4 separate regions of the Homo sapiens genome follow, and regions 1, 3 and 4 are each linked to region 2. The links are chromatin loops, found by intact Hi-C in ENCODE. Cell type or tissue: PC-3. All regions are shown on one strand.

Region 1 (8,000 bases), 180 kb before region 2:
ACTAGAGTATTCAGATAAAAAGAGCTGACAACCCTCAATATCAATACATATATATCTATCATTTATTTGCCTAATTTTTGATCCATTTATCCATCCATCCATCCATCCTTCCATCTAGATAAATAGAAGATGGATGATAGATGGTAGATAGATGCATAGATATAGATAGATAGATTAGACAGATGATAGATAACAGATATAGATAGATAGACAATATATTGGTAAATGAGAGATATATGTATCTCATTTACATATATATATATATGCCATAAATAAAACATTCTTTTACTTTGAAACTCCTAGCCTTCAGTTGAATTGATGACAGTCCTCAGTTTATGGCTAGTTATCATCACCTTTAATCAATGGAAGTCCCATCTTTCATGTTTTATTGCCTTTTATTTCCATAATCCATTCTTTTTCTACTCCATCTACTCTCTCAGTAACTTCCTTTTTATTGAATTTCATGCATGTATTTTTTTGCATATTTTTCTTTTTTTATTATACTTTAAGTTCTAGGGTACATGTGCACAACGTGCAGGTTTGATACATAGGTATACATGTGCCATGTTGGTTTGCTGCACTCATTAACTTGTCATTTACATTAGGTATTTCTCCTAATGCTATCCCTCCCCCAGCCCCCGACCCCCCAACAGACCCCGGTGTGTGATGTTCCCCGTCCTGTGTCCAAGTGATCTAATTGTTCAGTTCCCACCTATGAGTGAGAACATGTGGTGTTTGGTTTTCTGTCCTTGTGATAGTTTGCTGAGAATGATGGTTTCCAGCTTCATCCATGTCCCTGCAAAGGACATTAACTCATCTTTTTTTATGGCTGCATAGTGTATATGTGCCACATTTTCTTAATCCAGTCTATCACTTATGGACATTTGGATTGGTTCAAGTCTTTGCTATTGTGAACAGTGCCACAATACACATATGTGTGCATGTGTCTTTATAGTAGCATGATTTATAATCCTTTGGGTATATGCCCAGTAATGGGATGGCTGGGTCAAATGGTAATTCTAGTTCTAGATACTTGAGGGATCACCACACTGTCTTCCACAAGGGTTGAACTAATTTACACTCCCACCAACAGTGTAAAAGTGTTCCTATTTCTCCACATCCTCTCCAGCATGTTGTTTCCTGACTTTTTAATGATTGCCATTCTAACTGGCATGAGGTAGTATCTCATTGTGGTTTTGATTTGCATTTCTCTGATGACCAGTGATGATGAGCATTTTTTCATGTATCTGTTGGCTGCATAGATGTCTTCTTTTGAGAAGTGTCTGTTCATATCCTTTGCCCATATTTTGATGGGGTTGTTTGCTTTTTTCTGGTAAATTTGTTTTAGTTTTTCGTAGATTCTGGATATTAGCCCTTTGTCAGATGGGTAGATTGCAAAAACTTTCTCCCATTTTGTAGGTTGCTTGTTCACTCTGATGGTAGTTTCTGTTGCTGTGCAAAAGCTCTTTAGTTTAATTAAATCCCATTTGTCTATTTTGGTTTTTGTTGCCATTGCTTTTAGTGTTTTAGTCATGAAGTCTTTGCCCATGCCTATGTCCTGAATAGTACTGCCTAGGTTTTCTTCTAGGATTTTTATGGTTATAGGTGTAACATTTAAGTCTTTAATCCATCTTGAATTAATTTTTGTATAAGGTATAAGGAAGGGATCCAATTTCAGCTTTCTACATATGGCTAGCCAGTTTTCCCAGCACCATTTATTAAATAGGGAATCCTTTCCCCATTTCTTGTTTTCGTCAGGTTTTTCAAAGATCAGATGGTTGTAGATGTGTGGTGCTATTTCTGAGACCTCTGTTCTGTTCCATTGGTCTATATATCTGCTTTGGTACCAGTACCATGCTGTTTTGGTTACTGTAGACTTGTAGTATAGTTTGAAGTCAGGTAGCGTGATGCCTCCAGCTTTGTTCCTTTTGCTTAGGATTTTCTTGGCAATGTGGGCTCTTTTTTGATTCCATGTGCAAGCATGTATTTTTCATTACTCCTTGCAAGCGCGTACTGCTTTACCCACTGCAAGAAATCATTTCTCTCTTACCTTCAACTAACATCAATCATCCACTAGTTCTCAAATGTTCCCTCACCTTAGTGGACTTTTTATATCTACTCTTCCAATACTTTTGTTAGCCCTTTTTCATTTTCAAGAAACCCCACTTTTTATTTCCTTTAGAGCAGTGAGATATAAATATCATGTTTCCATTCCCTCATTTAAAAAGGTTTTATGCACTAAGATTCCTAGGCTCAGAAATTTTCAATCTCTCCTTGAAAAAAAAATAATAATTCAAGAAATCCATTATCTTTCTAATTTTTATGTTTCCAAAATGAGCAACTAATTACAGGGAATTATATTGGGTGTCAAACAGAGGGTGATAATCCTGGGATGCACTAATTGTGAGAAAGGGAATTTACTTGAACTTAAAAAAGTTTTGCGAAGCACGGAAGAGTCATCTGAGGTGTAGTCTATTAGATTTGCAAGCAAGGTACTTGTGCTATCATTCCTTAACCTGAAACAGCTGCATGATTCTCCTATGGCAAATTGACTCTGCTGTTCTGTACAAACCACAAACGCAGATGAACTGCTAATGCCTGAAAGACCCTATAGGTTGCAAAAAGGCACAATGCAGGAACAACCTCACATATGTGGCATATCCATGGAATAAGGAGAAGAACTGAGTTTGTCTCATCAGCTTGTTGAGATGGGCTATCTGAGTCAGGGCATCAGCTGACCTGCAAAAATAAAGAAACTCAATATTTCCTATGCAATTTAGATGAGACAGAGAAATCAGAGCAGCTGGTATTTGTTAACATTTTGTTATACTTTTCATATACTTACAGATGCTGTTTCTCTCTATTGCTTGACTTTATGCTTTGTGAGGACAACAAAGTCATCTAGATATCATTGTAGTCTTGGTAGCACAGGCTCTATCTAAAGGTGTTTACTAGATGAGTATGTGTTGATTGGATGGATTTGTAGTAGGCATCAGTTTTTGAAAACCACTGTGTGTCCTAATATTTAAACAGTGTGGTCATATTCTGAGTTATAATGCAGTAAATATTCTAAAACTTTGTGTGAGCTCACATTTCTCATAGGTATTAATTCACTGTGACTGTAAGGTAACAATGTGAGTTTCATGGCTGGCATAATCACTGAGTTTGCAGTTGGTGCTTGACAAATCCAATAGGGTCCTTCTATGGTAGCCACCTGGGCTCCTCCCCAGAAACCATGATCATCATCTTAAAGGTATTGGAGTTGTCAGTCATGGCTATTGTCTACTCATGGTCACTAGCATTGCATTGTAGCTGGGCAAACGCCAGAATGTACCTTGTCCATATCTGGCTCCAGGACATAATCTGTGGTTAAGTCTCATAATCAAAACTATATATTAATATATCGATGCTGCCAGATTCTTTAGGCTGGAGGTAACCATTTAATATGTTAATTTGTTAGGGCTGCTATGTGAAGGTGTCATAGACTGGGCTGCTTAAACAATCGAATTTATTTTCTCATAGTCCTACGGGCTGGAAGTCTGAGATCAAGGTGTGGGCAGGGCTGGTTCCTCCTCTCTCCTTGGCTTGTAGATGCCGTCTTTTCTCTGTGCCCTCACAGGGTCGTCCCTCTGTGCATGTCTGTGTCCTCAGTCCATTTCAGGCTGCTATAATAGAATACCATAGACTAGGTGGCTTAGAAACAACAGACATTGATTGTCCCACAGTTCTGGAGTCTGGAAGTTCAAGATCTAGGCGTGGGCGGGGCTGGTTCCTCCTGAGGCCTCTCCCCTTGACTTGTAGGCACCACCTTCTCCCTGTGTCTTCACATGGTGGTCCCTCTGTGCGTGTCTGTGTCCTCATCTCTTCTTATAAGGACCCCCATCCTATTGGCTTAGGGTCCACAGTAACAACCTCATTTTATGTTAATCACCTGTCTAGAGGCCCCACCTCCAAACACAGTCACACTCTGAGGTCCTGGGGATTAATGTCTCAACATGTGAATTTTGGAGAGGATAAAGCTCAGCCTAAAACAGCAACTATCATCTAACTCTAGATGGATTAAACATACAGGGTGCTAATTTTCTCAGCTAACCAGAAGCCTGAACATGGTATGCCGTGTTAAATAAAAGAAATATTAATTATGCCTGTTAAAGCATGGTAAAATAGACATTATTCTGGGCTATTGGGATAGATACAGGGACTATGGCAATGGGGTCTTGCAGTGGGGGAGAGGAATTGGGCTCAACTCTCAATATAGCATGGACAAGTGGGGATTTATAGCCGGGGAGCAGGGCGGAGGTCAGTGGATGGAAAATGACTAAGAGGAGACACCAAGGATGACAGGGATTCTGGCTAAGCTGACCTAACAGGATTTTAGCTGAAGACAGGCCAGTGAAATCAAACATCACCTGGGGGAGGGAGGGGGATGAGAAGTCTGAACAGATATGGAGAGTGAAGCGTTCTTGCTAAACTGGCTTAGCAGGGTTCTTGCTAAAACTGGATTTTATAAGGAAGTGCACAGAAGGACCTAAGATAAGGTTTAGGAGCATGACCACAGTTTGGTCAAGCAAAGAAATTCTGTCGGTTCTGGCAGGGGATAAGAGGCTCCATGAGAATGTTTTTCTGCTTCCTGTCTACACATCAGGCAGAGAGATGGAGGACAGATGGCCACACCACTCCCTTCACCAGTGGATACACCATGTACATTACTGGCTGTACAGGTCACATGGCCCAGGAGAAGTTGGGTAAGCAGGAAGAGAAATGTCATGATTGCATTGGATCAATATTGATTAATCACTTGATTTATTTCACATTGCTGTCACACTTTTAGGATTTCTGATAGCTGGAAAAAAATGGGCATATAGATGTTGCGTAGCCAACTAACCAAATATACCTCACTAAGAAAAGAAAAATTAAGTCATTCTTGGCTGATAATAGAAATGTACAAAACCATGTGGTTTTCTAGTATCAGCACTCCATCAATAATCATTGACCAAATTATTCATCATTTTAACATATTTTCAAATGAGAGATATGTCAACTGTTTATCACTGAACTTCATTAAATCACTGTATTTTAGAATATGTTGCTTCTATACGTAAGTATGTCAGGAACAAAAACTTGCAGTTATGCATTGTGTAATATTTTTAATGAATTTTCAAATATTTTTCTGTGATTCTGACTTCTGTTTTTGTTTTATATTGCCATCGATAATTCTTCTGATTTAATGCAATTTTAGTGGCATAGTCTCCCTGTTGGAAACAAAAACCTTTATAGTCCTTATATGTCATTATGTAATGTCAAAATAGTCATATTTCTCTTAATTTAAATATGAGAAAAGCATACTTTATATATATGCATAAGGCTTATATCTCCATTTTCCTGCAAGAAAATTGTATTATTCTTCTTTTTAAATGATTAGTTAAACCATAAACCTTGCGATATATTTTCTCCATGCATATCACACAGAGGGATTGAAAATAATAAATATATCAATTTAATTTATAGTATATAATTCAATATAATTTAGGCTTCCAGGTAGGGAAAAAATGTTATTTGATTGATTACAGTATTAGTAGTGCAAATTTTTATGGTCACATTTCATTCTGGGCTTCAGTGCTGGATGGGGAGGGGATACGTGCTCTGAGATGCAACCATTCCATTTGAAGCTATGGACAAATTTGCTTTGAGGTGCAATCATTCTATCTGACTTATTGAGCTTAAGTAACAAAAATCCCATCCCCCTTTGAAGTTCTATCTCTGAAATTACTTAGAAGGACTGTCTCTGCTTTAAGGTCATACCCACCTCTATGTTCTTTTTCTCATTGTATCAGGCAATTTAACTCTAACTGCATATCTCTGGAATTTTGACGTTTGGCGTAAAATAGAGACCTACATTTGTTTTTTCCAAAGTTTGCATTTATTTAAAAAACATGCAAGACTAATGTTTCTAACACTCACTAAATGCATTATCTTCCTCATGCACTAAAAACTCTTATTTACTGGTGACCATTTCTGGGTTGTCTGCTGATTTCAGTGTCTTTCATTTATTTTGTCATTTAAGTGAACCAAGTATTGTGGCATTAGATAAGCAGTTTCCAACTGGTGGATGTTTTGTCTACTAGGGAACATTTGATAATTGAACATTTGTCTGTAGACATTTTTGTTTGTCATGGCCCAGTGCGGAAGAGGGAATAGAGTCAGGGATGTTCCCTAGTGGGCAGAGGCCAGAGGTGCTGCTAAACATCTTACAATGCATAGGACAGCCCCCACCACAAAGAATTACCCAGTCCCAAATGTCAGTAGTATCCAGGAGGAGAAATCCTCTCTAAGAAAATTCCCTTTTTTGAAATCAACTTTATTGAGGCATCATTTATATATAATGGAATAAATGTATTTTGAGAATATAGTTCCATGAGCTTTGAAAATGTGTATACCCGCCAAGCACAATGGCCCACACCTAAAAACCCAGCACTTTGGGAGGCCAAGGGAGGAGGATCACTTGAGCCCAGGAGTTCAAGACCAACCTGGGCAATATGGCAAGACTTCACCTGTATAAAAAATGTAAAAATTATCCACGCATAATGGTGTGCACCTGTGGTCCCAGCTACTCAGGGGGCTAAGCTAGAAGGATTGTTTGAGTCCAGGAGTTGGAAACTACAGTGAGCCATGATCTCACCCTTGCACTCCAGCCTGGGTGACAAAGGGAGACTCTGTTTCAAAAATAAATAAATAAATAAATAAAGCAATTTTCTAATCTAGAACCCACAGGCTGAGAAATGGCTTGATTCCTAGAAGGAGGAACTCTACAATAATAGCTCAGACAGTATGGGCTGCAAATGTCTCACTGCCCCACTTTTTTCCAAAGGGAATTCTGGACTTCTGGATTTCTGAAGTTCAAGACCAGGCTGGGCAACAGAGCAAAATCTCATCATCTCTACTAAAATATATTTTTTTAATTAGCCAGTCATGGCAGAATGCATCTGTAAAAAAGCAGACCCTGTCTTGAAAAAAAAGAAAAGAAAATACGCATGCCACAATACACATAAATGTATCAATGTGGGTTGGTCATGGATATGCATTGCTCAAGTACTCAGGGAGGAAAAGCTGAAAGCGGTGACTGGCTCTGCCATTCTGCAGTCACCACTGCTGTGCTGATATATATATATATATATATATATATATATATATATATATATATATATATATATGGCTATGAGATACTTCAGCTGGTAATTTTTCATGAGTGCTTAAGACACCAGGTTATTTAAGACTGTATGTCTGCTACTTGAACCCTGAAAGCCAGGCAGTGAGCCAAGGCTGTGATGCCCAGCCTAGGAGCAGGTGTCTCTGAGAACTCAAACATCCCAGAGCATATCTAGATATATACCAAGAAAAACAGTCTCATCACATGCAGTAGGTAAAGAGTCAGAATATTAGCTTAAAAGCAGCTTTGAGACAGGCAGCAGGGCAGATCTCTGGAGCTGTCCAGCTGCTGCCCAGGAGTACTTTATATTTAAGTCCTAATAAATGCATCTACTCAGCAAGCTGGACTTGTCTGAGGCATTCTTTGGTCTCTGGGTTCCTTCCAAGTTTGGAGGGAACATTCTTTGATATAGTCCCGGGTTTGTCCTGTAAAAAACGTGCAGAGAACATACCCTTCACTAAGGCAGTCAGGAATGTGCTGTTGAGAGAACTTCCCTCAGAAGGTCTGAGTCAGCCTCCTGCACAGGCCAGGGCTGTTGATGGCAGGGGTGGTCACAGAGCTGTGCTTATTCACATCCATGGGATGATCCTGTGGATTGGAAGAATTAATATTGTTAAGCTGCCCATACTTCCTAAAGAGATAGACAGATTCAATACAATCCCTATCAAAATTCCAATGGTATTTTTCACTGAAATAGGAAAACAAGTTCTAAAATTTGTATGGAATCACAAAAGGTCCCGAATAGCCATAGCAACCTTAAGCAAGAAAAAGAAAGCTGGAAGCATCAAACTTT
Region 2 (8,000 bases):
ACCTTCTTTGAATACAGAGTTAGATTACATTCCTTAATTTGTAAACAATGTGGAAGTTTAGGGTCAATTATCTGTGCTTATTTATATCTTATTTAGGTTATGATTTCAGCATACAGCACACACAATTTTCACTTTTTCAGATTTGTTGAAGTTTCTTATATGCAAATTATATTGATACTGTATATGTGTATGTTCTCAATAATGCATATGGCCATTATATGTACATAAAGATATTATGACATATATATATGCATGTATATGCCTGTGTGTATATATGCATAAATGAGAGGCATATTAAATTGAACCTATCATTTGAATTCTTATGTTTTTCTCTTTCCTTATTTTTCACTGTTAGATTTACTAATTTCTCAAATTCATGAAGTAGTAGAGGCATGCAAACTATGCCTCTATAAATATAATCTTAAAAATTTCCCCTTTCACTCCTAATGATTTTTGTTTCACTCATTTAGCTGTTATTTTTACTTAATGTAAATAAAATTACTCTCATTACATTTTTTTAACACTAGATCTCTTCTTGACAAATTCTTATTGCCTCTGCTACATAGCATTGTTTTCTGAAACTTTTTTATCACTTTATTTTTTAGTATGCTTGCATAAATAGGATGCAGCTTAGTTTTTGTAATATGGATGAGGTAATTCAGTTCATTAATAATTAATGAGTCATTTTTCTATTCTTCTCATTATATCTCATATTTAACATAATTAGCATGTAATGATATTCTTTCTCCTATTTCAAGTCACCACTGTTTCCGCATCTTAGAATCTCTGTTTCAGTAGATTGATGTTAAGGAGAGAGTTGCATTTTTTATCTGGATCTCCTTAAGTCCTAGGTCCTGTTTTGTTATTCAAATTGACTTCAAGGTCTGAGCATCTGTTTTCTGGACTTCTGCAGGCTCTGCTGCATTTCTTGCTCCAGCTGCTGGCCCCCTTGTATTTGGGGGATCCCTTATCCTAGACCCCTTTGTTGCTGGAGTACCTACACTGCTGCCCTCCACAAAGCAGAATGTGCGGTGGCGTCCATGCCTGTGAACCTACAGGGTTCAAACAGCCAGAAAGTCCGTGTCACAGGTATACCTGGTCAAGTCTCTCTATTCCCAAGTGTATTCACACGTCCAGGTTGTTTTTTTGTTTTGCTTTTTTGAGATGGAGTCTGCTCTGTTACCCAGGCTGGAGTGCAGTGGCACAATCTCGGCTCACTGCAACCTCTGCCTCCGGGGTTCAAGTGATTCTCCTGCCTCAGCCTTCCAAATAGCTGGGATTACAGGTGCGCACCACTACGCTTGACTAATTTTTGTATTTTAAGTAGAGATGGGGTTTTGCCTTGTTGGTCAGGCTGGTCCCAATCTCCTGACGTTAAGTGATCTGCCTGCCCACCTCGGCCTTCCAAAGTGCTGCAATTACAGGCATGAGCCACCGTGCCCAGCCTACACTTCCAGGTTTAAAGCAAAGATAAATCAAGCTACCTATCCACTTCCTCTTAGCTTTGATAATGGAAAAACCAAACTCTGTCAAATATTTTAAAAGTTTATTCTGAGCCAATATGAGTGACCACGGCCTGGGGAAACAGTCTTAGGAGGTCCTGAGAAAGTGTGCCCGAGGCAGTTACAGTTTGGTTTTATACATTTTAGGGTGACAGGAAATGTAGGTGACATCATTAATCACTACATGGAAAGTGTACATTGGTTCAGCCTAAAGAGGCAGGATCTCTTGAAGTGGGGCCTTACAGGTCATAGGTAGATTTAAAGATTTCTGATTGGCAATTGGTTGAAAGAGTTAAGTTTTGTCTAAAGAGTTGAAGTCAGTAGAAATAAATGCTAAGATAAAGGGCGAGGAGTTGTGGAAGCCAAGGTACTTATCATGTAGAAGACACCTCCAGGTAGCAGCCTTCAGAGAGAACAGATGGTAAATGTCTCTTTTCAGACCTTTCAAGGTGTCAGACTTAGAGTTAATCTTTCCTAGATACAGCAAAGTCCTGGCTGTATGAATGGAGATTCTCCACAGATGCAAATTTCTGCCAGGAAAGATGGTTTTGCAGGGCCATTTCAAAATATGACAAAGAAATCTATGTTGGGGTGAGATATTTTGATTTCCTTCCGGGTCTGCTATCTGTCATACGATGCTATACCAGAGTCAGGTTGGAATTTGGTAATTTCCTGTCCCAGGGGTCTGTTTTGTCAGTCTTTTGAGCCGTACTTTAATGTGAATGCTGGTGGGTTGTGCCTAGACTCCAAAAGGCAGGAGGGGTAAGGAAGGACGTATGTCTGACCTCTCTTCCTGTCATGGCTGGGAATCCAGTTTTTCAGGTTTCTCTGGGGTCCCTTTGGCCCAGAGGGGGTTTGTTCAGTTAGTTGAGGAGCTTAGGATTTTATTTTTGGTTTACAGTCTTTTAAGTACTAGGGAGCAATAGCACACTAACTCAGAGAGGAAAGGAAAAATTTTTTGAGAGCCTGCCTCTTTTGCAGTGAACTGGACTCCACTTTGTACTTCTGGGCTCCTCAAATTTTGTATTGAATCTCACTAGGGCAATTGGAGGAAAGCTTCGTTCAAGTACTCCTTGTCCTAAATGGCTTTAGGTCCAAGCAACCATTAGGACAGGCCTCTCCCTAGAGACAAGAGGGTTAGAGCAGCAGTCCCAAACCTTTTTGGTACCAGGGACCAGTTTCAGGGAAGACAATTTTTCCATCAACCAGTGGCAGGGGGATGGTTTCAGGATGATTCAAGAGCATTACATATATTGTGCACTTTATTTCCACCATTATTACATTGTAATATATAATGAAATTATTCTACAGCTCATCATAATGTAAAATCAGTGGGATCTTTGAGCATGTTTTCCTGCAGTCAGACAGTCCTATCTGGGGGTGATGGGAGACAGTGATAGATCATCAGGAATTAGATTCTCATAAGGAGCACGCAACCTAGATCCCTCACATGCGCAGTTCACAATAGAGTTTGCACTCTTATGATAATCTACTGCTGCCACTGATCTGCCAGGAGGTGGAGCTCAGGTGGTAATGTGAGCCATGGGGAGCAGCTGTAAATACAGATGAAGTTTTGTTTGCTCACTCGCCACTCACCTTCGGCCATGTGGCCTGGTTCCTAACATGCCACGGACTGGTATCTCTAACCTGGGGCTCCCCAACCCCCAGGCCACAGTACCAGTCTGTGGCCTGGGGGTTGGGGAGCCCCAGGTTAGAGGATTCTCCCCCTTGGTTAAGAGAATGAACAATGTCTGGTGACCTGGCATCTGTAGCCCACTGAGAGTAGATTGAAGGAGGGAGCAAATTGTTATTCTTTATTGTGTTGGAGATGCAATGCTATTTTTAACAGAAAAATTGAACACATATATGTTTATCTGTTGGTTCCACACACATATCCTTCTGAAAACCTTCACTATTTTGCCACACAAACTATGCAAAAATGCACTTTAATATAATGCCAAAAGATGGCTTGACAATGTGTTTTCTTAATAAATGTAAGAAAGCTACACATTTAGCCTAGCAGTATGATTTGTTTTTGTGTATTATGCCTGCTTTGTAAAGAATTGCTTAATATTGCATTTATAAATATTAGAATAAGTCTCTACTTTCTATGAATACATGTTTCTTTTGGAGAAGCAAAATTTATCAGCTTGTGATTCACTCTTTTATTTTGTATATGTAAAAATGTTTGCTCCTTTATTTTTCTGCTCTTAAAAATATAGAAGCCATAGTGCATTTAAATTGTAACAAAAGTACCATCTTTGAGCTCACATATTTTGAAGAGCAACAATAATCTAGGTTTTTGTTAGCCTCCCAATTAAATTCTGACTAGGGTTATTAGTGTTCTAAACTGAATTTTATTGCAGTGCTTAAATGCATACAATAATTCATCAACAATGAAGTCTCAAGTATTTTTATTTTATGTTTTGAAGGGTTTTTTTAACGTTATCTACAAAAGGAGATGTTTTAGAGAGCTTTTTACTGATGTTTCTTCTAAAACATTAAATGAAAATCTAATAAGGCTCTGTTTCCATTACATTTATGCCACTTCTAAGAGGTGCAAGAAAGCTAGATCCTGGCTGGGTGAGGTGGCTCATGTCCGTAATCCTGGCACTTTGGGAGGCTGAGGTGGGAGGATGGCTCAAGCCCAGGAGTCTGAGACCAGCCCAGACAACATAGCGAGACTCAGTCTCTACAAAATATAAAAGAAAAAAAATATTAGCCAGACGTGGTGGCACACATCTGTGGTTCCAGCTACTCCAAAGGCTGAAGTGGGAGGATTGCTTGAGCCCAGTAGGTTAAGGCTGCAGTGTGCTGTGATTGCACTTCTGCACTCAAGCCTGGGTGACAGAGTGAGACCCTGTCTCAAAAAAAGAAAAATAAAGCTAGATTCTCAAAATGTTTCTACTCTAAAGAAATGTTTCTTTTTGTTACATGTTGCTGTGATGAACACACAAAAGCGAAGTTGATTGTGTATTTAGAATCTTCCTCTATTTTAATTTCTAGAATGCTGAGTCATACTGAGCTATTAAGTCAGGGAAACAACTAGAAAAAAATAGTTTGGGCAAACACAGTTACATAATATTTCTCTGTTATTGAAGGCAGAACAAACGTAAAAAGATGAAAAATTGCATTTAATGGGAAGAATAAAAAGAAAGTTAATCTGAAGAACAGGAAACGAAATAGCAAATCAAAAGCTGATTGAACTGAGAGAGAAAGAAAATCGTGAGATCTTGAAAGTTTGCTTAGGCATTGCAGGTGATAATAAACAATACTGTTAATGCGTTTGTGAGTTATTTCCAATCTGGAATTTTATTTCTCAAGCAAGAGTAAACAGTGAATCATGGTGTCAAATTATTGTAAGCATTTGAAAATACCCAAAGGAGAAAGTAAGCAAATATGTGAAATATAAAACACGGAAATATTCACTTCTAAAGTAAGACCGCATACCATTAGGTTTAAACTATTCAGAAAAAGAATCAGAAGTGACATGAAAGCATACCATTTAAGGTATTAAGTTTAATCTCTGTAAAGACAGTTTAAACCTGACATTCACTGATACCGTATTTTTAAAACTAATTTTGGTAGAATTAGAGATTCATAGGAATTTGTGAAGATAGCACAGAGGTCTTGTATACCCTTCAACCAGGTTTTCCTAATGGCAATACCTTATTTACCTATACTACAATGTCAAAGAAATTAATATGGGTCCAATGTATATATAGTTTTATGACATAATTTTTCTCATGTCTACTTTTGAGGAACCACCACTGAAAAGATACAGAACTATTTCATTACCATAAAAATCCCTTTTTCTAATGAAACTGGTTCACCTCTGACATGGTTTGGCTATGTCCCTACCTAAATCTCATCTTGAATTGTAGCTCCCATAATCTGCACATGGTGTGGGAGGGACCTAGTGGGAGGTAATTGAATCATGGGGGTGGGTTTTTCCTGTGCTGTTCTGGTTATAGTAAATAAGTCTCATGAGATCTGCTGGTTTATAAAGGGCAGTTTCCCTGCACACGATCTCTTGCCTGCCACCATGTAAGAGGTGCCTTTGCTCCTCTTTTTGCCTTCTGCCATGATTGTGAGGTCTTCCCAGCCATGTGGAACTGTGAGTCCATTAAACCTCTTTTGCTTTATAAATTACCCAGTCTTGGGTATGTCTTTATTAGTGGCGTGAGAACAGATTAATACAACCTCCTCTCCACTATCCACAACCCTTGGCAATGCTAATTATTACAATTATTTCTAGAATTTTGTCACTATAAGTGGAGTAATACAGTATAAGATCTTTTGAATGGGCTTTTATTGACTTAACACACATGGCATTCACCCAAGTTGTTGAGTATGTAAATCTTTTTCTTTGATTTAATGGCCGAATAAAATGTTGTGAAGATGCCATTTTGTTGAACCATTCCATTTCCTTCAAGTCAGATAAAAAGTTTTTTCAAAAAATACATAAATTTACATATTCTACAAATTTTACTTCTTTCTTTTTTGCAAGTCAGGGTCTCATTCAATCATTCGGGCTGGTGTACAGTGGCATCATCTTGGTTCACTGCAGCTTCCACCTCCCAGGCTCAAGTGATCCTCTCACCTCAGACTCCCAAGGAGCTGGGACCACAGGCACAAGCCACCACACCTAGCTAATATTTTTATTTTTGTAGAGACCTGCTTTTTCCATGTTCCCCAGGTTGGTCTCAAACTCCTGGGCTCAAGTGATCTTCCCTCCTCAGCCTCCCAAAGTTCAGAGAATACACATGCAAGCCACCACGCCCAGCCTAAGATTTGACTTTCAGTAAGATTTGTGTTACTCTTTTCTCGGTAAATATGTCTACAGGTTTAATAATATGTGTGATACCATTTTAATTTACGATTGCATTTCTAGTTATCATATACTATTTTCAAAATAACTGAAAAGTGACCTTTTATACACATCCCTTGTATCCAACCATGTTGGAAAACCTATGTATTAGCCACACTCACTTACTAATGTTTATTAGATAAGAATAAACATATTTTTTCTTACTCTTCTAATTATTCCAATGCCTTGTCTTATTATACTAGCAGAACCTCCAAAAAGGTGTTTCTATCATTTTCTCCTCAAATTTCAATGCGATTTTGGTTTCATTAATTTGATATGTGGCTTCGTACACAAACATATATCATATACATATGATATATGTGATATATAGATAAATACATATCATATATATGACATATAGATACATAGATATGTATCATATATATCTGTATATATAATATAGATATATTTATGATTTATACCTTATACCTTTTTTTCCCAAAACACAATATAGCACTTAGGATGCTTTCAAATTTAATAATTAAAAACATAACTAAATAAAAGTAGCTTGAACAATAAGGGTTTATATTTCTCAGGTAAAAAGAAAGAGGCCAGAAAACACTTCCAGGACCTGTTAATTCAGCAACTCAACAATTCCAGGGGTCTTAATCAGTTTCTTTCTTTGCCTTTTTTTTTTTTAACTCTTCTTTTTCTTATTGCAATTGTTTTGTCCTCAAAGTGGCTGCAGTGGCTCTGAGTATCACATAATATACATACAATGTTCAAAGCCAGAAAAGAGCAGAGGCTTTTTTATTGCATGCACCCATCTGTGTTTATTCAAGGCTGGGGGTCCCAGCATTTATCTTCCAAATCTCAATGAAGAACCTCAATTCTGCTCCATCTGCTGTGAACACGACCAATCAATCCTTTTCTTAAAATTTACATTTCCATGTGGGTATTTTCTTGTGTCTTAGTTTATTGTTTTCCTTTTTAATTGCTTTACTGTGTATCATTTCAAAAGCATTGCAAATACATTTTATCTTTATTTATTTATTTATTTATTTTTGAGACAGGGTTTCACTCTGTCACCCAGGCTGGAGTGCAGTGGCACGATCATGGCTTACTGGAGGCTTGACCTCCTGGGTTTAGGCAATCCTCTCACCTCAGCCTCCCAAGTAACAGGGCTCACAAGTGCGTACCTCCATGCCTAGCTAATTGTTTTTTTTTTTTTTCCTGGGAAAGATAGGATCTCACCCTGTTGCTCAGGCTGGTCTCAAACTCCTGGACTCAAGCGATCCTTCCATCTTAGCCTCCCAAAGTGCTGGGATTACAGCCATGAGCCACTATGCCCAACCTGATTTTATCTGCATAACCTTATCTGATAGTCTTTAGTTTGATAGGAAAATTGATTTTCTCCATATTTATTGAGATAACATATTTAATACAGTACCTGATCGTTTTCATCTTTTATCTTACTCTATGCACATTGTTTTTATGCTGGGCCATTGTTTCTTCTTTATTTACATTTATATTTACATTTTTTGTAGCTTGACCAAATTTCAAATCACACTTTAATCTTGATCTAATTCCCACTCTAATTTGGAAATTGGACAGATATATTTATAAATATATATAATATATAAATTAATATAAACATATCACATTGATATTATATACAAAATATAAAC
Region 3 (8,000 bases), 440 kb before region 2:
GAGATCAATACTGGCCAAACTTTGGAAATAAAATAGTAACGGAACTTAGAACCTAGCGATATGAGTTTGCTAGGGCTGCCGTAACAAAGTCCCACAGACTGCGCAGCCTAAACAAAAGACATTTATTCCCCCACCATCCTGGAGGCCAGGAATTTGAGATCAAGGTGTCACAGGGCTGATCCCTCCTGAGGCTGTTCTCCTTGGTTTATAGACGCCGTCTTCTCCCCGTGTCCTCACATGGTTGTCTTTCTGTGTGTCTGTGTCCTAATTTCTTCTTATAAGTCCTATTGGACCAGGGCCCACCCTAATGGCCTCATTATACTTTAATTGTCACTTTAAGGGCCCTATCTCCAAATACAGTCCCTTTCTGAGGTACTGGGGGTTAGGACTTTAATATGTGTATTTTGTGTAGACACTGCTCACATGCAAATGAAAGCAAACTAATGCCAAACAATTGGTGAAATGCCAACATTTTTATCAAACACCATGGGTTAGATATACCACTGGTGAAAACGTACTATGTATATATAGAGACAGAGAGTTTAGGCTGCACAGTCTGTGGGACTTTGTTATGGCAGCCCTAGCAAACTCATATATAGCTAGGTTCTAAGTTCCATTACTATTTTATTTCCAAAGTTTGGCCAGTATTGATCTCCAGTGGCCACCATTGATGGTGGTCTGTGAAATCAGTTTCTTTGAAAGATCTGCATGAAGATGCATACTGAAAACATATACACACACACACACACACACACACACACACACATACACACACCATGGAACACTATGCAGCCATAAAAAAGAATGAGATCATATCCTTTGCAGAAACATGGATGGAGCGGAAGGCCATTATCCTTAGCAAACTAACACAGGAACAGAAAACCAAATGCTGCCTGTTGTCACTTTTAAGTGGGAGCTGAATGATGAGAACACATGGACACATGGGGGTGAACAACACACACTGGGGCCATCGGAGGGTGGAAGGTTGAGGAGGGAGAGGCTCAGGATATTAATGGGTACTAGGGTGATACCTGGCTGATGAAATAATCTGTACAACAAACCCCATGACACACTTTTACCTGTGTAACAAACCTCCACATGTACCCGTGAACCTAAAAGTTAAAAAAAAGAAAGAAAACGTACAATATAAATTTTATTTTTAAGTTTTTTCCTATTTTAGTAACTTTTAGTAAATAAAGCTCAACAGCAGACTTCACTTATTTTTATGATGTTGGTAGTAATATTTTCTCCTTCATCCTGTTTGCCTGTTTCCATATCTTTCCCCAGATCATACCCACTTTTAGCATTATTACCAAAATAATATAATTGAACACAAATCTTTTCTAACAAGTAGAGAAGGCCCATCCAGGCCCATCCTCCCATCTTTCCATCCTTCTCTATCTGCTCCCAGACTCCCCATTTCAAACTTCTATTGTTCATTGTCAAATGCTTTAATAAACTTTCCATGTGCTAGTTTTCAATTTACTTTCAATTCTGTAACCAACCCATTCCAAATTCCACAATAGAGAAAGAAATATCTGGGTACTTTCTATTTCCCAATTTAACCTCTATGCCAGCAAGATTAGGACAGGTCCAGAGGTGGGCTTTTCAGTGGGAATGACCTTCTAAACACCAATGAGTGAGTTACAAATGGAGACTTTCCTGTAAAAACTTTTAAAACATTGCTGTATTACCACTGGCAAATTAATCTCAATATCATGTAATATTTAACATATTTTTCACGAAACAGGATTTGGGAAATAGGAAATACCTGCATTCTCATTAACAATATAGTACTTTTTGTTTAACTTTGAAGTTCAGGGGTGCATGTGCAGGTTTGTTACACAGGTAAACTTGTGTTATGGGGGTTTTTTATACAGATTATTTCATCACCCAGGTATTAAGCTTAGTACACATTAGTTGTTTTTCCTAATCCTCTCCCTCCTCCCACCCTCCACCCTCCAATAGGCCCCAATGTCTGTTGTTCCACTCTATGTGTCCATGTGTTCTCATTATGTAGCTCCCACTTATAAGTGAGAACATGCAGAATTTGGTTTTCTGTTCCTGTGTTACTTTGCTAAGGATAATGGTTTACAGGCTCCATTCATGTTCCTACAAAGGATATGATCTCCTTCTTTTTTATGGCTGCATAAGGATAATGGCCTCCAGGTCCAGGCACACTCCTGCGAAGAACATGATCTTGTTCTTTTGTATGGCTGCATAGTATTCATATTGGGTTTGATATCAGAAATACATGCCTTGCACATACTTTTTGTTTATTTAATTACCACAGAAAACTCAATGACATAGATTCTGATTACATCTATTGTAGTATCCTGCAACTTACGCTGTTTTAAAAAATTGTTCATCATTCCCACGTTTTACTTTAAAACTTTGCAGAGAAGGCTCAGCACGGTGGCTCATGCCTGTAATCTCAGCACTTTGGGCGGCCCAGGTGGGTGTATCACCAGGGGTCAGGAGCTGGAGACTAGCCTGGCCAACATGGTGAAACCTTGTCTCTACTAAAAAACACAAAAAACTTAGCCAGGTGTAGTGGTGTGTGCCTATAATCCCAGCTACTCAGGAGGCTGAGGCAGGAGAATCACTTGAACCCAGGAAGTAGAGGCTACAGTGAGCTGAGATCGTGCCATTGCACTCCAGCCTGGGCCACAGAGCAAGACCGTCTCAAAACAAACAAACAAGCGAACAACAGCAACAACAAAACTTTAAAGAGAGAATGAAAAGTAACCACCGTTGATAATTTTCCTCCTCACCATTAGGCATGATTATTGCAATTGTCTCTTCATCTAGGATATAGAAGTCAAAAACATACAAATCACCAAATTATTAGTAAAATTGCAGGAATTACAGACATCTGTTCTTTGCACATCCCAGGCAGAGAAACTGCATCTCTACGGTTTCCAACTCATTTATCTAGAGTTGTTATGATAAATTTTCCCAAATGATCCCAAATTGCTGGTCCACAAATTCCTTTAATAATACATTTAAACCTCAAATGTAAATGCAATGTATTTGTATGTAATAGTTTGAGTAATCGAGGTCCACCACAAAAGATACCAGTGCCTATTTTAAAAACATTTTAATAACGTACTTAACAAAAGAAAATGAATGCTTTAGCAAAAAAAAAAAAGAAAGAAGAAAAAAGAAAAAAAAAGATAAACAAAGAAAAACCAGGTTCAAATCGCTGTGTTTGGACAGCATCCCATTTTTGCATGTTTCGGGAGCAGTGTACAGCTTTTTTGCACCCTCAATTTGTCCAATGTATTTAATGGCTCTGCCAATCTAGGAAGCAGAGAATCACCCAGAGCAGGAACGTCCTTGACTTGGTCATTTAATTATAGACAATTATAGACCATTTTTGCTGCTTCACAGGTTTGAGTAAGCAGCGTGCAATGATGTGATAGTGATTATTAAATGCTTAAATAACACGCTTATAATTCTGATTTGGGGGATGATTTTTCTGTCTTATATAGTGTATATTGACCCTGCCTGTAGATGGCAATGTTGTTCAAAAGACAACAACATCACCTTCTATCTATTGCAGATTCGCTGTGCATTATACACAGGTGAAGTGATGTTGTGTCTCAGATGTAATATTAAATACATATATTACCTTAATATACTTGGGGAGTTAGCTTGCGGGAAACGGAAACAGATGGAAAAGATGGAATAAAACTGGCAAAATCCTGATAATTGTTGGGACTTGGTAAAATAAACTTAATAGACAGAAAAATGCTAGATATTTCCTTTCTCCCACCCTCCAATCTCAAGTAGGCCCCAGAGTTTCCCTATAAAACAAACATGCACATAGACCCCTGAACCTAAAATGAAAGTTAAAAGAAAAATAAATAAGTAAAATAAAATGTGCACCTCTTTTCCTTAAAAAATAAAATAAAACAAAAATGCTAGATAGATAGATGATGGATAGACATTTTGTGTGGTTGAAGTGGGCAGAGATAAAACGTGTGGATCCAATTCCCTGTGACTTAATAGATGTTTTTGTTTATTTTATTTTGTTGATGTCGAAATCAATATGTTGCAAAAGAAACGTGTTTTCCCACTGTTCACCGATTTAGTGTCTGCTTTTGAATTTGTATAAAAACAAGCGATGGTTGCTAAGCTGAGGAAACTCTAGAACATGTTCTATGTTAAAGTTCACTAGAAAATAGTGATAAATAACTTGGCTTTAGCTATGAAGATGGTGGTTTTATTTAAAATTTTAAGTCAGTAAATCACTGAGCTACAACACAGTGCGTGGCACAGAACTGCAGAAGGGCCCAGCACATATTTCTTGGACACCTGGATTAGGGAAATACTTTGGAAGTGGTTTGTGAAATGCACCAAGTATGATGTCATGAGCACACGGGCTCGGAGAGTGGAGATAAGGGATTTGAGTGGTGTGCTCATGCACCGCTATGCACCACAGTTCTGCAACATCTACAGATGAGTCCATCCTAGTGAGTAGAAGTGGGTCAAGCATCTGAGAACCTCAAATTGCTCTTTCTGTGTGTGCTTTTAAAGTGCACAACAGCATGGGACAGACTGTCTGTCAAAAATTGCTGAACATGAATATCCTTTGCTTCTTGTATATGAAAATGAAAAAGCAAAATTTTGTAGCACTGCATGGATGATATGGATGTGTGTGTGCATGTGCACAAATTATATGTATGTGTGTGAGTGTGTATGTGCATACACAAGCTTATGTGTCTCTGTGACATCCCTGCAAATCAAGTCAAAAAGATCATATTATAATCCTGTCATTCTACAAATTATTTATAATGTGTGAATTTTTCTTTGTTATGCTCTGAATTCTGCCTATCCCCTCAAAATTTGTATGTCCAAGCTTTAACCCCTAGGACCTCAGAATGTGACTATTTTTAAAGACAGGGTTTTTTGTTTTTTGATTTTTTGAGACAGAGTTTCACTCTTGTTGCCCAGGCTGGAGTGCAATGGCGCAATCTCGGCTCACAGCAACAACCTCCTGGATTCAAGCGATTCTCCTGCCTCAGCCTCCCAAGTAACTGGGATTACAGGCACTCACCACCATGCCCAGCTAATTTTGTATTTTTAGTAGAGACGGGGTTTCTCCATGTTGGTCACGCTGAAGACAGGGTCTTTAAAGAGGTGATTAAGGTACAGGGAGATCACTAAGGTGAGCTCTGATCCAGTAGCACTGGTGTCCTTGTAAGAAGAGGAGATGAGGTTACAGACACACACAGAGGTACAAACAGGTGAGGACTCAGGGAGAAGACGGCATCTACAAGCCCAGGAGAGAGGCCTCAGGAGTAACCAGCCCTGCCCACACCTTGATCTCAGTCTTCCAGCCTCCAGGGCTGTGAGAGAATCAATGTCTGTTGTTTATAAGCCACCCAGTCTATGTGTTCTATTATAGCAGCCTGAAATGGACCTAAGACACCTCATAAGAAGAGGAGATGAGGACACAGACCCACACAGAGGGACGACCCTGTGAAGACACGGGGAGAAGACAGTGTCTACAAGATAATGAGACAGGCCTCAGGAGGAACCAGCCCTGCCCACACCTTGATCTCGGACTTTCAGCCTCCAGAACTCCAGGAGGATAAATGTCTGTTGTTTAAGCTGCTTAGTCGGTCGTCCTTTGTTACAGTAGCCCTAAGAGTAATACAAGGTCCAAATAATCCCAATGTATTATTTAGAGGAGATACTGTAAATACATTATTTAAACAATTCTCGATATCCATTCATTCCTTAAAAATTTTGTAGCAATCTAGTGTTTCTTCTTTAATTAGGAAATAAATAAGAGAAAAACAAAACTCTTGCTCAAATAATGGAAATGAACATATAAGATTATTACGCTAATATTAAAAGGCATCTGCAATTGTATTGAATTTCACTTTTTATATTTTGTCTTTTGCATTTAGAATGTATCAGTAGTATAGTTAAGAATATTAAATTCTAAAGTATAATCCTTACGTGAAAGGAAGGTAGTTATTATTTGAATTTAATAAATGTGTTTTTATAATCAGGTATGTTCTACATTAATCACAATGTAGGTGAATGCAAAAAGATGGTATTGTGATGAAAATATTTATGGTGTTAAAATTTTATCTTTCCTTAGAAATGATATTTTCTCTTCATCTCGAAATATCCACAGACTAGAATCCTGATCTATTGTGCTCAAGTGATAAGACAGACAAAAAGAAGAATGTGACATTAAATGGCCTGCTGTCAGAAATATGCAGAAATTACTTTTCGTAACGATGTCCAAAATAATACACATCTCTTAAAAGAGGAACGATAAAATATTAAAAATATTTTTAAGAAAGCTGACATGTCAGATTAAACGATGATGTTTTAAGATGCATTGTAGCTGTGAGATGGACCAGTCACAAAAATAAGTGGAATAAATAAAAGCCTAAGTCACTTATATTAGAAAAATTACAAAGAAATATTTCTTTGTTTTAAGCAACAAAATTTTAAAATGTGGAACCTAGATGATAATGCATGAACAACTGGGAAAATGTGATCTCACTAAGATTGTTTATTGCTAAGGATAATTATACATTTTATTGTGCTAGATATACGTATACCCTAAATTTGCTCTTTTAACCATTTTAAGTGTACAATTCAGTGGTAATAATTACATTCACAATGCTGCTCAACCATCAAGACTGTTTTCAAACCACTTTCATTACCCCAAAGAGAAACGCTGCAGCTATTAAGCAATGACTCCCCCATTTGCCCTCTCCCCAGACCCTGGTCACCATTATCCTATATTTTCTCTCTATGATTAGGGCTATTCTAGATATTTTATGTGAGTGGGATCATGCAATATTTGTTCTCTTATTTTATTTAGCATAATAAAATATTCATCTACATGGTAGCATGTGTCAGAGGCTCCTTCCTTTTTTAGGTTGAATAATATTCCACTGTATGGATAGGCCACGGTTTGTTTGGCGACTCATCCGCTGATGGACATCTGAGTTGTTTTCACTTCGTCACTATTTAAAGAATGCTTCCATGAATACTCTTGTATAATTTTCTGTTTGAGTCCCTGTTTTCAATTCTTTCCACCTGAATTTGAATAGGGAAATTGCTGGGTCATGTGGTAATTCTACTTTTAATTTTGACAGGAACCATCATACTGTTATCTGTAATGGCTGCAGCATTTTAAGTTCTCACCAGTGATGCACAAGTGTTCCAACTTATCCATAGCCTCACCAACACTTGTTCTTTTACAATTAAACATTATTTTATTTTTAAAATTTTTGTTAAATTTCTATTTTTTTGTAGAGATGGGGTATCACTGTCTTGCCTAGGCTGGTCTCAAACTCTTGGCCTCAAACTATTCTCCCACCTTAGCCTCCCAAAGTCAGGGATTATAGGCATGAGCCACTATACCTGGCCAACATTATTTTCAATTCTAAACATGTACTAAAGAATTGCTCCTAAATTAGACATGACTCACCAGACCTTGGATGGGAACCTATCAAAGATGTACCTCCTAGGTGGAAGGTAATGTTTGGGTTGGAGAGTAAGCAGTGCCTTATTTTTCTACACCTGAAAGATGATGGTTGGTGAGTGCACTAGTCCATTTTCTATTGCTTATAATGGAACACCTGAAACAGGGTATTTATATTTAAGAATAAATTATTTTTATTTTTATTTTTATTATACTTTAAGTTTTAGGGTACATGTGCACATTGTGCAGGTTAGTTACATATGTATACATGTGCCATGCTGGTGCGCTGCACCCACTAACTCGTCATCTAGCATTAGGTATATCTCCCAATGCTATCCCTCCCCCCTCCCCCCACCCCACCACAGTCCCCAGAGTGTGATATTCCCCTTCCTGTGTCCATGTGATCTCATTGTTCAATTCCCACCTATGAGTGAGAATATGCGGTGTTTGGTTTTTTGTTCTTGCGATAGTTTACTGAGAATGATGATTTCCAATTTCATCCATGTCCCTACAAAGGACATGAACTCATCATTTTTTA
Region 4 (8,000 bases), 120 kb after region 2:
TAAAACGGAATTTTTTAAATGGGCTTGATTGAATGATTGCCATGGAGTACAGGAAGTCCCTGTGCAACTCTCAAGCAGTTCCTCTCATTATTAACATCTAATGTGGCTGTGCTGTACTTGTCAAAACTAAGAATCCGACATCATTGACACAGCACTCCTAAGTACACTTCAGACCTTTGGTCAGATTCCACCGGCTTTTTATGAACTTTTTTTTTTTTTCTGTCTCAGGATCCCATTGAGGGATCACACTGCACTTACTTGTCACCCCTCCCCCATGTCCTGTCTGTGGCCCTTTCTCAGACTTCCCTTGCTTTTTCATGACAGTCTTGAGTACTGTTCAAGTAGTCTGTGGAATATTTCCCATGCCACATTTGTCTCCTGTTTGTCTTATCATTAGAGTGGGGTTAGGGAATGTTGGGAACAAATACCACAGAGGTAAAGTGCCCTTCTCATCCCCTCACCAGCATAGAGGGATAGATAGATAATAAATAGATAGATAGATAGATAGATAGATAGATACATACATACATACATACATACATAGGTAATAGATACATGAGACATAGATAAATGATAGATGATAGATGATAGAAGATACATAGATACATGGTAGATTTTATAGATAGATATAGATATATATAACATACTATATTATATTAAAAACAAAAAATATTGCTAATTAATGTTATAAAATATATATTATATATTATATATTTAAATATATTATACATGACATAATATAGAATATAAGGTATAAAATTGTACATAATATATGTATAACTATATATAGTATACACAATGAATTATATACAATTATATTCATATTATATGATTGTGTACAGTTGACCCTTGAACAGGGCGAGGCTTAGGGGCACCAATCCCCTGTATGGTTAAAAGTTCACATATAGGCTGGGCACGGTGGCTCACGCCTGTAATCCCAGCACTTTAGGAGGACAAGGTGGGCAGGTCGCTTCAGGTCAGGAGTTCAAGACCAGCCTGGGCAACATGGTGAAACCCATCTCTACTAACAATACAAAAATTAGTCAGGCATGGTGGTGTATGCCTGTAGTCCCAGCTTACTCAGGATGCTGAGGCAGGAAAATCACTTGATCCCGGGAGGGGGAGGTTGCAGTGAGCTGAGACTGTGCCACTGCACTCCAGCCTGGGTGACAGAGTGAGACTCCGTCTCAAAAATAGTTCACATATAGCTTTTAATTCCACCAAAACTTAGCTAGCAGCCTACTGAAATCCACTGATAAGTGGATCCCCATAGTTTAAACTCATGTTGTTCCAGGGTCAGCTGTGTATATTGTATATAATACTCATTATATATAGTATAACACATAATAAAACTATTATTATTATTTTCTTAAGGCTACAGAGGATCTTCAGCTGCACAGGATTTCCTGCAACTGAAGACTTTTGTTCCACCTGCAAACTGCAAACCAGGAGTGACTTCCCATCAAGAACTATGAAGAGTCTGGGAGTATATCCTGTTTGCAAGTTAATAAAATAGCTTGCTGCAATGCTGCCATTCTATGGATGCTGGCAGAAGACACAGAACTTTTAGGTCTAAGACTAGAGACTTGTTTCCAGCAAAGCCATTGCCAGAGCATCAGCTTCTTTTTCTCAGGACCACAAGGGGGTGCTGAGGATGAACTTGGATGGGAACCTACACCTGCTATGGGCTGCCTTATAGGAGGGAGATACAGAGCCTGGGAAAAGTCGGCCACTTCATAACCCCCGATAAGCAGAGCCTGCTCTTTGTCCTGGAGGAAGATGTCACCTGCTCCTTCAAGGTCGAACATGTAGTAGAGCCACAACCCTGAGAAATACTCTAGGGAAAGAGTGGTCAGCACCTGGCATTCTTACTTAGCACACCCATAAGATATGGAGGACAAGAGACTCATGGAGAAGAGTCTCTGCCACTACTGTTCAACTCTCCCAAGACATCATCTTGGGGGCTTTTTCAGTTCCCTCAACTTGTCCCCAGTCTTCCTAGTAGGTAACAGGTAAAGTTTGTGAAGACTCGGTGACAGCTGCAAATTCCTCTTGTGGCTGCATCTCCCAGAGGTCCTACAACTTTATGCTAGTCCACTGTCAGCCTCAGCAAGCCCTTTAAGACTTTCTCCACATGTGTCTTATCCATTTGTGTGTTTTCTGTGTCTGTTCAAGGTAAGATGTACACACATCCCATCTCACCTTAGAAACGCCTGCCTTTCCTTGTATTTCAGCCTGATTGTTTGCACTATATATTCGTCAGGGTTCCCCAGAGGGAAAGAACTAATAGGTTCTATGTCTATATGAAAGGGAGTTTATTAGGGAGAATTGGCTCACACCATCACAAGGTGACACCCCACCATAGGCCATCTGCAAGCTGGGAAAGACAGAAACTGGTAGTGGCTTATTCCAAGTCCAACAGCTTCAAAAGCAGAGAAACTGACAGTTCAGCCTTCAGTCTGTGGCCAAAGGCCCAAGAGCCCCCGGCAAACCACTGGTGTAAGTACAAGAGTCCAAAAACCAGCCAGGCACGGTGGCTTACACCTGTAATCCCAGCACTTTGGGAGGCCAAGGCAGGTGGATTGCTTGAGGTCAGAGCCCAGAGTTCAAGACCAGCCTGGCCAACATGATGAAACCCTGTCTCTATTAAAAATACAAAAATTAGTCTGGTGTAGTGGTGGGTGCCTGTAATCCCAGTTACTTGGGAGGCTGAGTCAGGAGAATTGCTTGAACCCAGAAGGCAGAGGTTGTAGTGAGCCAAGATCACACCACTGCACTCCAGCCTGGGCGATGGAGTGAGACCCTATCTCAAATAATAATAATAATAATAATAAATAATAAATAATAAATAAATAAGAGTCCAAAAGCCAAAGAACCTGGAGTCTCATGTCCAAGGGCAGGAGGAACAGAGTGAAGCATCCAACATGGGAGAGAGATGAAAGCCAGAAGACCCAGCAAGCCAGCTTCTCCCACCTTCTAACCATCTGCTTTGCTTTAGCCACACTGGTAGCCAATTAGATGGTGCCCATCCACACTGAGGGTGGGTCTTCCTCTCCCACCCCACCGACTCAATGTCAATCTCCTCTGGCAACACCCTCACAGACACACCCAGAAACAATACTTTATCAGCTGTCTAGGCGTCCCTCAATAGTTGACACCTAATATTACCCACCATACCCTAAAACTGGAGTTTTCTGACAGATTCAAGAAACTTTAGATTTAGTTTATGATGTGTCCTTGATTTTGCCGTGATTGTTGGAGCGATGATCTTCTTACAAGCTTTCTACATCCTAAGTTTAAGCTAGAAGGCTAAACTTTTTATTTTGTAAAGAAGGGCTTCAAGTTGATCTGTTTAAACACTAAGTTTAAATTGCTGGCTTTCAGTAAAATGTTCAAATGCGTTTTTTAAAGATAGACATATCCTTTAAAATAATTAGTCTGAGTGAAGTTGTAGTTTCTGTCCATAAATTTATTATATGTCAGGAATATTTATTAACATGGAGAAGGGGATAGAGACCAAGCTGATGGGTAGGTGACCTTAGATCTAGCACCGGAGGTGGAAGAACAACTTACAGAAAGAACTGAAAGTAATCTCCTTTAGTCTCCATAGGGCTACACAGTATGCAGTCTTTACCACACAGTAGGTGCTCGATCTAGCTTCAATGAATGAACGAGTTACTTAATTAATAGTCTAATGCCTGTACTGTTATGTGTGGAAGAAAAATCCAGCCAATACGATTTACAATGCTGTCTATAACCACTTCACTGAATCTGGGAACTAAGTGAATGCTCCAAAAATATTCCCAGTTATGTCTTTTTCCTAGTTCTAACCTGGTCATATTAGCATTTCAAATTCATCTCTGATGGGTGAAAATCTAATTCTTTTCTCCCATCTTTTTTTTTTTTTTTTGGTGGTGTTCCATTTTTTTAATGTACAGGAACTAAAAATTCTGTTCAATTCAGTGAAGGGTCCATTAACTTAATTAGGCTAAATGCATCTCTTTTCAGCTGGATTCAACTTCCAGCCTCAATTGTGCTTCTCTTTGTCCCACCCGGGTAAACATTTCTTCACAAAAGCTATATTTGCTCTCCTCCTCAGCATCTTTTCGGAGAATGCCCCTTTTCTGGAATCAATGCCCATCACCAAATATCTGTCTGGAAAGACTGCATTTAGATATTTATGTTTTCATGGCACCCTAAACATTGAACAAATAGAGATGATTGAAGCATTTGCATGGTTTGAACAAATACCATGACAAAGTTGTGGTTTCGGCACCTCCATATGAACGCTCATTATGCACAATTGACCCTCTCCAGGTGTTGGCAGGTGTAGTTAAAACAAAGCAAAGCCCTTGAGGGGGTCACTTGAAGATGCCAGATTTTTAAGGAAAATTTCACTTCTCAGCAACTCAAATCAACATCGCCACCTGCTGGCCATTGTCTGATATGGCATGCCCCATGAAGATGGCACTAAGAGGTTATGCAAATGTGCATTGAACATTAGCAAGGCAACTTTTTACAATGCATATTAACATGTCCCGCGCTTACATAAAGTATCATGCTCGATGCACGCATAAAAATAGTGATAGCCCATGCGAAAAGCATCATGGGTGACCACGGAACGCACATTTCTAGGAATACGTAGAGTTCTTGGACTTACCTGCATATTAGCATCACCTGAAACCTTTAAAATTTCACATTTCCGCAGGTGCATTTCAAAACACTTAAGTAAGTCTCTGATAGTGGGACTCAGAGGCATTTCTTTCTCCAAAGCTTCCAAGTGATTCTAAGGTGCAGCCAAGCTTAGAAACATAATTGAGCCTTTCTCTACTGCATGGCTTAGCTGAGAATGATGTTGACATTTGAGCTACAGATTACATGGCCGAATGTTGAGGTAGGTCTGTTGTAATTAAAGAGAGGTTTGGAAACCTCGCTGGGCTAAAAGCCAGGCAGCAACATTTCTAGCATTACTTCTGTGAATTATAGCTGCTTGATGTGGGGCCAATACACACTTTCATCAGATCCTATTTCCCTTTTTTTTTTTTGACGGAGTCTCGCTCTGTCGCCAGGCTGGAGTGCAGTGGCGCGATCTCGGCTCACTGCTACCTCCTCTGCCTCCTGGATTCCAGCGATTCTCCTGCCTCAGCCTCCCAAGTAGCTGGGACTGCAGGCACGTGCCACCACACCCAGCTAATTGTTGTATTTTCAGCAGAGACGGGGGTTTCACCATGTTGGCCAGAATGGTCTCGATCTCTTGATCTCGTGATCCTCCCGCCTCGGCCTCTCAAAGTGCTGGGATTACAGGCATGAGCCTCTGTACCCGGCTCTATTTCCCTTTCTTTAAGGGTGCACTGGGCTGTGGGCTTTCTAAGGGATTTAACAGTTCGGAGTTCTGCTTATCTCTCTGTTTGAAAATAATTATGGCATGAATCAGAGCAGAGATGAAACATTTCAGAGTTAGTTTAAGTTAGTAGTTGTATTTCAGAGCATCTATTTCGTTGGCAATAATGTTACATGAGGACATACAGAGCAGGTCATTGTCAGGCCTCTGAGCCCAAGCCAAGCCATCGCATCCCCTGTGACTTGCATGTATACGCCCAGATGGCCTGAAGTAACTGAAGAATCACAAAAGAAGTGAATATGCCCTGCCCCACCTTAACTGATGACATTCCACCATTGTGATTTGTTCCTGCCCCACCCTAACTGATCAATGTACTTTGTAATCTCCCCCACCCTTAAGAAGGTCCTTTGTAATTCTCCCCACCCTTGAGAATGTACTTTGTGAGATCCACCCCTGCCCACCAGAGAACAACCCCCTTTGACTGTAATTTTCCATTACCTTCCCAAATCCTATAAAACGGCCCCACCCCTATCTCCCTTTGCTGACTCTCTTTTCGGACTCAGCCCGCCTGCACCCAGGTGAAATAAACAGCCATGTTGCTCACACAAAGCCTGTTTGGTGGTCTCTTCACATGGACGCACATGAAATTTGGTGCCATGACTCGGATCGGGGGACCTCCCTTGGGAGATCAATCCTCCGTCCTCCTGCTCTTTGCTCCCTGAGAAAGATCCACCTACGACCTCAGGTCCTCAGACCGACGAGCCCAAGAAACATCTCACCAATTTCAAATCTGGTAAGCAGCCTCTTTTTACTCTCTTCTCCAACTTCCCTCACTATCCCTCAACCACTTTCTCCTTTCAATCTTGGCACTACACTTCAATCTCTCCCTTCTCTTAATTTCAATTCCTTTCATTTTCTGGTAGAGACAAAAGAGACACGTTTTATCCGTGGACCCAAAACTCCGGCGCTGGTCACAGACTGGGAAGGCAGCCTTCCCTTGGTGTTTAATCATTGCAGGGATGCCTCTCTGATTATACACCCACGTTTCAAGGGTGTCAGACCACGCAGGGACAACTGCCTTGGTCCTTCACCCTTAGCAGCAAGTCCCGCTTTTCTGGGGAAGGGGCAAGTACCCCAACCCCTTCTCTCCGTGTCTCTACCCCTTCTCTGCTTTTCCGGGGACAGGGCAAGTACCCCAACCCCTTCTCTCCGTGTCTCTACTCCTTCTCTGCTTTTCTGGGGACAGGGCAAGTACCCCAACCCCTTCTCTCCTTGTCTCTACCCCTTCTCTGCTTTTCTGGGGCAGGGGCAAGTACCCCTCAACCCCTTCTCCTTCACCCTTAGCGGTAAGTCCCGCTTTTCTAGGGGGCAGGGGCAAGTACCCCCCAACCCCTTCTCCTTCACCCTTAGTGGCAAGTCCTGCTTTCCTGGGGCAGGGGCAAGTACCCCTTAACCCCTTCTCCTTCACCCTTAGCAGCAAGTCCCACTTTTCTAGGGGGCAAGAAACCCCAAACCCCTTCCCTCCGTGTCTTTACGCTCTCTTTTCTCTGGGTTTGCTTCCTTCACTATGGGCAACCTTCCATCCTCCATTCCTCCTTCTCCCTTAGCCTGTGTGCTCAAGAACTTAAAACCTCTTCAACTCACACCTGACCTAAAACCTAAATGCCTCATTTTCTTCTGCAACACCGCTTGGCCCCAATACAAACTTGACAATGGCTCTAAATGGCCAGAAAATGGCACTTTCGATTTCTCCATCCTACAAGACCTAAATAATTTTTGTCAAAAAATGGGCAAATGGTCTGAGGTGCCTGATGTCCAGGCATTCTTTTACACATCCGTCCCTTCCTAGTCTCTGTGCCCAGTGCAACTCGTCCCAAATCTTCCTTCTTTCCCTCCCACCTGTCCCCTCAGTCCCAACCCCAGGCGTTGCTGAGTGTGTCTAATCTTCCTTTTCTACAAACCCATCTGACCTCTCCCCTCCTCTCCACGCCAAGCTAGGTCCCAATTCTTCCTCAGGCTCCACTCCTCCACCCTGTAATCTTTTTATCACCTCCCCTCCTCACACCTGGTCCGGCTTACAGTTTCGTTCCGTGACTAGCCCTCCCCCACCTGCCCAGCAATTTACTCTTAAAAAGGTGGCTGGAGCTAAAGACATAGTCAAGGTTAATGCTCCTTTTTCTTTATCCCAAATCAGAAGCGTTTAGGCTCTTTTTCATCAAATATAAAAACCCAGCCCAGTTCATGGCTCGTTCGGCAGCAACCCTGAGACGCTTTACAGCCCTAGACCCTAAAAGGTCAAAAGGCCGTCTTATTCTCAATATACATTTTATTACCCAATCTGCTCCCGATATTAAATAAAACTCCAAAAATTAAATTCCGGCCCTCAAACTCCACAACAGGATTTAATTAACCTCGCCTTCAAGGTGTACAATAATAAAAAAAAAAAAGTTGCAATTCCTTGCCTCCACTGTGAGACAAACCCCAGCCACATCTCCAGCAAACAAGAACTTCCAAACACCTGAACCGCAGCAGCCAGGCGTTCCTCCAGAACCTCCTCCCACAGGAGCTTGCTACAAGTGCCAGAAATCTGGCCACCAAGCCAAGAAATGCCTGCAGCCCAGGATTCCTCCTAAGCCGTGTCCCATCTGTGCGGGACCCC

The links. Peaks named below come from ENCODE experiments on the same cell type or tissue, not always from the same donor. Only the 100,000 strongest peaks of a DNase experiment are listed, where the experiment ranks them.
Region 1: a loop joins it to region 2, with 2.8 times the contacts of the local background. A loop is called at or near these places in 3 of 110 quality-filtered maps.
Region 3: a loop joins it to region 2, with 5 times the contacts of the local background. A loop is called at or near these places in 2 of 110 quality-filtered maps.
Region 4: it touches region 2 in a loop (9-fold over the local background); 2 of 110 quality-filtered maps call a loop at or near these places.

The regions. Positions count from the first base shown.
Region 1 is chrX:4,841,040-4,849,039 of GRCh38, reverse strand. No RefSeq gene overlaps it. Among named protein-coding and RNA genes, the nearest start is that of LINC03070, 880 kb to the left of the region's middle. In PC-3, no CTCF peak of the experiment used is centred here; DNase peaks (open chromatin) are centred at 4,439 and 7,609; H3K27ac peaks cover 940 bases.
Region 2 is chrX:4,665,857-4,673,856 of GRCh38, reverse strand. No RefSeq gene overlaps it. Among named protein-coding and RNA genes, the nearest start is that of FAM239C, 730 kb to the right of the region's middle. In PC-3, a CTCF peak has its summit at 3,003 (motif pointing right); no DNase peak of the experiment used is centred here; H3K4me3 peaks cover 1,123 bases; H3K27ac peaks cover 1,762 bases.
Region 3 is chrX:5,108,850-5,116,849 of GRCh38, reverse strand. No RefSeq gene overlaps it. Among named protein-coding and RNA genes, the nearest start is that of LINC03070, 610 kb to the left of the region's middle. In PC-3, a CTCF peak has its summit at 3,508 (motif pointing right); no DNase peak of the experiment used is centred here.
Region 4 is chrX:4,543,859-4,551,858 of GRCh38, reverse strand. No RefSeq gene overlaps it. Among named protein-coding and RNA genes, the nearest start is that of FAM239C, 610 kb to the right of the region's middle. RefSeq lists an enhancer at 4,917-6,116. In PC-3, CTCF peaks have their summits at 1,629 (motif pointing right) and 4,438 (motif pointing left); DNase peaks (open chromatin) are centred at 4,428 and 5,483; H3K4me3 peaks cover 2,214 bases; H3K27ac peaks cover 1,454 bases.